2 separate regions of the Homo sapiens genome follow, and region 1 is linked to region 2. The links are chromatin loops, found by intact Hi-C in ENCODE. Cell type or tissue: CD4-positive, alpha-beta T cell. All regions are shown on one strand. Links, peaks and the distances in the headings refer to the core of each region. The heading gives the core; the rest is flanking DNA.

Evidence for each region. Peaks named below come from ENCODE experiments on the same cell type or tissue, not always from the same donor. Only the 100,000 strongest peaks of a DNase experiment are listed, where the experiment ranks them.
Region 1: a loop joins it to region 2, with 2.8 times the contacts of the local background. A loop is called at or near these places in 1 of 110 quality-filtered maps.

What each region holds. Positions count from the first base shown.
Region 1 is chr19:54,516,428-54,519,346 of GRCh38, reverse strand. All of the region lies in intron 2 of LOC105372460 (a long non-coding RNA gene), which reads left to right. Among named protein-coding and RNA genes, the nearest start is that of LAIR2, 15 kb to the right of the region's middle. RefSeq lists a silencer at 1,735-1,935. In CD4-positive, alpha-beta T cell, for the core only: no CTCF peak of the experiment used is centred there; a DNase peak (open chromatin) is centred at 1,656.
Region 2 is chr19:54,303,669-54,306,587 of GRCh38, reverse strand. No RefSeq gene overlaps it. Among named protein-coding and RNA genes, the nearest start is that of LILRA5, 8.0 kb to the left of the region's middle. RefSeq lists a silencer at 1,837-2,037. In CD4-positive, alpha-beta T cell, for the core only: no CTCF peak of the experiment used is centred there; no DNase peak of the experiment used is centred there.

The DNA of each region.
Region 1 (2,919 bases), core at 204-2,703, 210 kb before region 2:
TTGAGAATAATTCTCCTCCTAAATCTTTCCCCTTGTTTGAGCCTGTAGCTTCTCATAGCTACTGATGCTTCCGAATACACTGCTCTCTCATTTGAGGATGCTCTCTACTCTTTCCTTCCCCTCTTTTCCTCTCTGGATCAATTGTCTATATTTTTGGTACCATCTGAGGGGTTTTCATGGCCAAGGGGCTTTCCTTCACTCCTTAGGAAAAGATAAATTGGTATCTCTTTTGCGTTTCAGCAGCGCCTAAGCTTCTGGTAGCAGAGTCTTATCAGTGCATTGCAGATTTCTCTGTCAGAGTCTGTCAGGGGCAGGAGCTGAGTCTGACTCATTTCCACATCACCTGTTTCCTATACAGGATGTGGCACATCAGAGTCCCGAGTCCCAGGAGATGTTGCTGAGTAAATATTTGAAAAAAACAAATGCCGGCATCCGTCCAGGCTAAGTCTGTAAGCTTGAGATGGGGAGCCCAGAACTTTGGAAAGTAAATCAGGGAATATGTCAGATGTCCAAGGACCTTCAAGAAAATGTTAACAATGATTCATAAAAACAGGTATTATTACTGAGCAAAGTTTATCAGGCTCTGTGTAGCCACAAAACTATGATAATATTATCATCGTTTTTAGAGTAACATTATAGTAGTGATCACAATAGCCCACATTATTGAGTGAGTCTAACAACATGTTCAGAGTTTACTTTGCACGTCACATGCAGTAACTATGTGTTCTCCACCAAAACTCTATATAAGGTAGGTACTGGCATTGCCCTCATTTTATAAATGACAAAATTGAGTCAAGTGGGTAATTTTCCTAAATCTCATAGTTTTCAGAGACAAAGCAATGATCATATCCCAGCCTTCCTGGCTCCGGAGCCTTCCCTCCTAGCTAAACAGAGAGGCAGAATATAATAATCCCCGATCATCCGTCTTCCAAACATGCTTACAAAGCAGACAGCATTATTAGTGCCATTTTATGGAAAAGCAAAGTGAGTCTTAGACAGGTAATGTGACTCTCCCAAGCACATAAAGATAGCAAGGTCAGATTCAGGTTTTGAAAGCAGTTTGGTGTGATTTAAAGCCTGTTGTCGTTTGGCCATTACCCAATAGCTGGTATCTTGAAAGTCCGGGAAGAGATATTCTCAGCTAGATTGGAGAGAACCAACTCTTTCTGACACCCTGGATTATTCTAGTTGTCCTGATGAGTGTGGGAGCCCACATTCTGAGCTTTTTTTTAATGTATATACTTTAAGGTCTAGTGTACATGTGCACAATGTGCAGGTTTGTTACATATGTATACATGTGCCATGTTGGTGTGCTGCACCCATTAACTCGTCATTTACACTAGGTATATCTCCTAATGCTGTCCCTCCCCCTCCCCCACCCCCGACCCCACAACAGGCCATTCTACTTGCTTGCAGAATCCATGGAATGTAAGGGTTATTTTTTTTCCAAAAACATCGCCTTAACAACTGGCATCCTCTTTTTCCAATTTACCCTAATGCCTGAATATTGCCCTGAAAAAAAAGTTACTGATTAGATTTTTCCAGGAAGACTCTATTTCAGAGTCCCAAGATAGGGACTCAGCATATGCAAATGATCAACTAAGAGACGACAATGGAGAAAGCTGTGTGGCTTCCTGGACGCTGGCCATGGTGCTGAAACTACAGACAGGCGCCAGCATCCCAGTCAGTACTGTAAACAGTAACCGCAAGAACCACTCTCCTTGGACTGCATCCAGACAGGGGAAATAGGAATGGTGTCTAGATATAGGGCCAGATATATTGGGAACATTTGGAATAGGAGTCAGAATTTAGCAAGAGGTGGAGAAGCTCAAGGTGTAGATGATGTTCATATGAACTATGGAATCTTGACATCTGGATAAGGCCATTTTTTTTTCTACTGTACACCATCGTGGGCAGAGAGGAAGCAAAAAGGGAATCACTCTGGCCTTGCCTTGGTAATAGAAAATAGTGTTTTGTTTTGTTTTTTTTTTTTGAGATGGAGTCTCACTCTGTCACGCAGGCTGGAGTGCAATGGCATGATCTCGGCTCACTGCAACCTCCGCCTCCCTGGTTCAAGTGATTTTCCTGCCTCAGCCTCCTGAGTAGATGGGATTACAGGCTCACGCCACCATGCCCGGCTAATTTTTGTATTTTTAGTGAAGACAGAGTTTCACCATGTTAGTCAGGCTTGTCTCAAACTCCTAACCTTGTGATCCTCCCGCTTCAGCCTCCCAAAGTGCTGGGATTACAGGCATGAGCCACCGCGCCTGTCCGAAAATAGTGTCTTATTTCAATGCACTGTGTGTATAAATTATGAGCATGATAAGATTCTACTCATATTGGGACTTTGCTACTTGCTCTACAAATACTATATCATTACTTTTTATTGTAATAAAGTACGCAAACATAAAACTAACCATTAACTATGTAAAAGTGTACAAATCAGTGGAATTTGGTGCATTCATAATCTTCTTCAACCATCACCTCTATTTAGTTCCAAGTAATCTACAACACCTTAAAAAAAAAAAGGCCACACACTTCAGAGAAAACAGAGCCAATACTGTGTGTGTATGTGTGTGTGTGTGTGTGTGTGTGTGTCCCTCTCTCACTGGGAGAAGATATTCTCCGCTAGATTGGAAAAGACCAACTCTTTCTGAAACCCTGGATTACTCTAGTGGTTGTTTTGCTGAGAGTGGTTTGTGCAGACGTCGGTCGGCAGAACTTCTTGGACTTCAGAGTCTACACACACCCATTTAGGTCTTGGATGGTGGTGAATTCTCACCTAGGACCCTGATTCATCTCTCTTGTCAAGACACAGCACAAAACACGTAACTAAGGAAGGGTGGTCTCCTAGCCCCCATCCGTAATGAGTCTTCCCATCATCTCCTGTATAGTCAGGAAGTCTGCACCTCCCTCCCA
Region 2 (2,919 bases), core at 306-2,805:
CAGGCGCATGCCACCATGCCAAGCTAATTTTTGTATTTTTAGTAGTGACAGGGTTTCACCATGTTGGCCAGGATAGTCTCGATCTCCTGACCTCGTGATCTGCCCGCCACAGCCTCCCAAAGTGCTGGGATTAAAGGTGTGAGCCACCGCACCTGGCCTGTAGTGACTGGGTTTCACCATGTTGGCCAGGATAGTCTCGATCTCCTGACCTCGTGATCTGCCCACCTCGGCCTCCCAAAGTGCTGGGATTACAGGGGTGAGCCACTGCGCCTGGCCTAGCCCCCTGTCTTGATTATATGCTCAGGGTCCTGGGACCAGGGTCATCCCTGGGTTGAGGGTCCAGGGAGAGGGTCCTAGAGTAGAGGATGCGATGAGGCAGTGGTCCAAGGAGAGCAACTTAGAAAAGGAGAGTGAGAGGCCTGGAGATTACAAAGACCCACACCAAGAGTCTAACAGGAGCTGAGAGAGAGGAGGCCAGTCCCTCAGTTCGGGGTCCAGGACATGTGGGAAGGGGCTGCTTTGTACACACTGCAACCTTCATATTTCCTAGAAATGTACAAGAAACCCTCCATTTGTCTGAGCCAGGGCCCTTAGTGTCCTCGGGAGAGAACTTGACCTTGCAGTGCTACTCAGAGATCTGGTTGGGTACCTTCTGTCTGTCCAAGGACCGGTCACTTGTGCCTCCCCAAAACCATCGATTGAAAGACATGGCCTTACTCTCTCAGGCCAAGTTTACTCCAAGCCCTCTGACTTCAGCCCACAGGGGGACCTACTAGTGCTGTGGTCCACATAGTTCCTCCTTACCCCTATTGTCACACCCCAGTGACCCCTAAAGATTTTGGTCTCAGTACAGGAGCTCCAAGCACCACATCCGTTAAGATTCTAAACCTTAGCATGCATCCCTGTGCTAGGAGAGCCCCGGCCTGGGATAGAAGGAAGGAAAAACAGCAGGGACCAGTCATAGGGCAATCCCATCTCAGAAAGGGATGAAGAAATTCATGAAAGTGGGGGTCATTCTCACTCTCCATGCCTTACCCTACTCGGGGGTCACAGAAGGTGCTGGGTGAGTGGAATGAGAAGATTTGAAAAGGTAGGGGGCCAACCTTTGAGCAAAAGAGATGAAGCTGAGGAACAGAGCAAGAGGCACCACAACCCCACCTACTCCTTCTGTCCCTGCCCCAAACAGTCTGTGGGATCTGCAGCTCCTCACCCTCATGGACTCACTTCATGTTGGCTGAGCAACAAGGTCCTCACAGACTACAGGAGTCACAGTCTCCGGCAGCTCTGGGCTGAGTTTCTCAGCTTATTCTTCTGCCCTTGAAGTCTTTACAGAAGAGGTTGTTTCCAGAGAGCCTGGGAAGAAAGGTAGAGATGAAGGGAGGGAGCCTTATTTTCCAAGCAGCATTGAGGTATTTTGTTCCTGCTGGGTGGTCAGTATGAGGTGAAATGTGTAAAGAAAAAGATGAGCATAAGGATAGGAAAAATAGACACTGTGGATTACTAGAGGGTGGAAGAGGGTTAAAAACTACTTATTGGGTATTATGCTCACTAGTTGGGGGATGTGATCCGTACTCCAAACCTCAGCATCAAGCAATATTCCCATGTAAGAAATTTGTACTTGTACTCCCTGTGTCTGAAATAAAAGTTGGAAGGAAGGAAGAGAAAGAAAGAAAGAAAGAAAGAAAGAAGGGAAGAAGGAGAGAAAGAAAGAGAAAGAAAGAAAGAAAGAAAAGAAGAGGAGAGAGAGAAAAGAAAGAAAAAGAGAGAAAGAGAGAAAAGAAAGAAAGAAAGAAAGAAAGAAAGAAAGAAAGAAAGAAAGAAAGAAAGAAAGAAAGAAAGAAAGAAAACGAACAAGAGGTCCAGCTGAAGTGGAGAGAGGAGTGGACCCTATTCCTTGCCCCTGTCCATGGTGCTGATTCCTAGGGATTGCAAAGATGCCCCAGGCACCTGTGGAATCAGGTCCGCAATCAGAAGAGCAGACTAAAAGGTCCCTCTTATTCTGTAGGACAAGTGGGTGGGTAAGCTCTTATTGTGAAGGACAAGTGGGTGGGTAATTCACAGAAAGTCATAGCTTGAAGTGGAGATGGCTCAGCCACTCTAAGATAGACGCCTTTAGCAAACTCTATCTAAATCTGGGATAGTACTCTTCCATCCATCAAAGGCAGAATGCCATCCTTGTTTCCAAAAGGTATCTCAGTTCTAAACTTCTGTACCAGTAACTTCCTGGGAAAGAACGTATCAGAATTCACTTTTTCTGTGACTCCTGTCTACTCTGGACATATTTTGTCTCTACCATTAACTGTTTTCATCCTGTGGAGGTAGGAATAAAAGCAAGATAGCAGTTTTCTGATTAGATTTCCATAATCATCAGGTTGTCACCCTGGCAGGAGAAACCACAACACTGAGTACTTGAAAGATAACCTCTCCTGGGTTTGAAACTTCCTGTACAGTGGCGTGATCTCTGCTCACTGCAACCTCCGCCTCCCAGGCTCAAGCGATTCTCCTGCCTCAGCCTCTTGAGTAGCTGGGATTACAGGCATGCACCACCATTTCCGGCTAATTTTGTATTTTTAGTAGAGACGGGGTTTCACCATGTTGGTCAGGCTGGTCTTGAACTCCTGACCTCAAGTGATCCACCCACCTCGACCTCCCAAAGTGCTGGGATTACAGGTGTGAGCCACTGCACCCGGCCACATATCTCCTTATTCTAGTTATTCTCAGAGAGTATTCTGTATATGTATATTTCTCTCCATCCAATGATTTGAGATTGATGGTTTTATTGTAGATAGGTTTTTTTCTCATTTTATGTCTTTATTGATTTTTACTTAATTTATTGCACATCTGTGAATACAGATCTATGTTACTTCACAGCACTTATTAAATTTCCTCATAATCAAATAAGTCTTGTCCACACTAGGA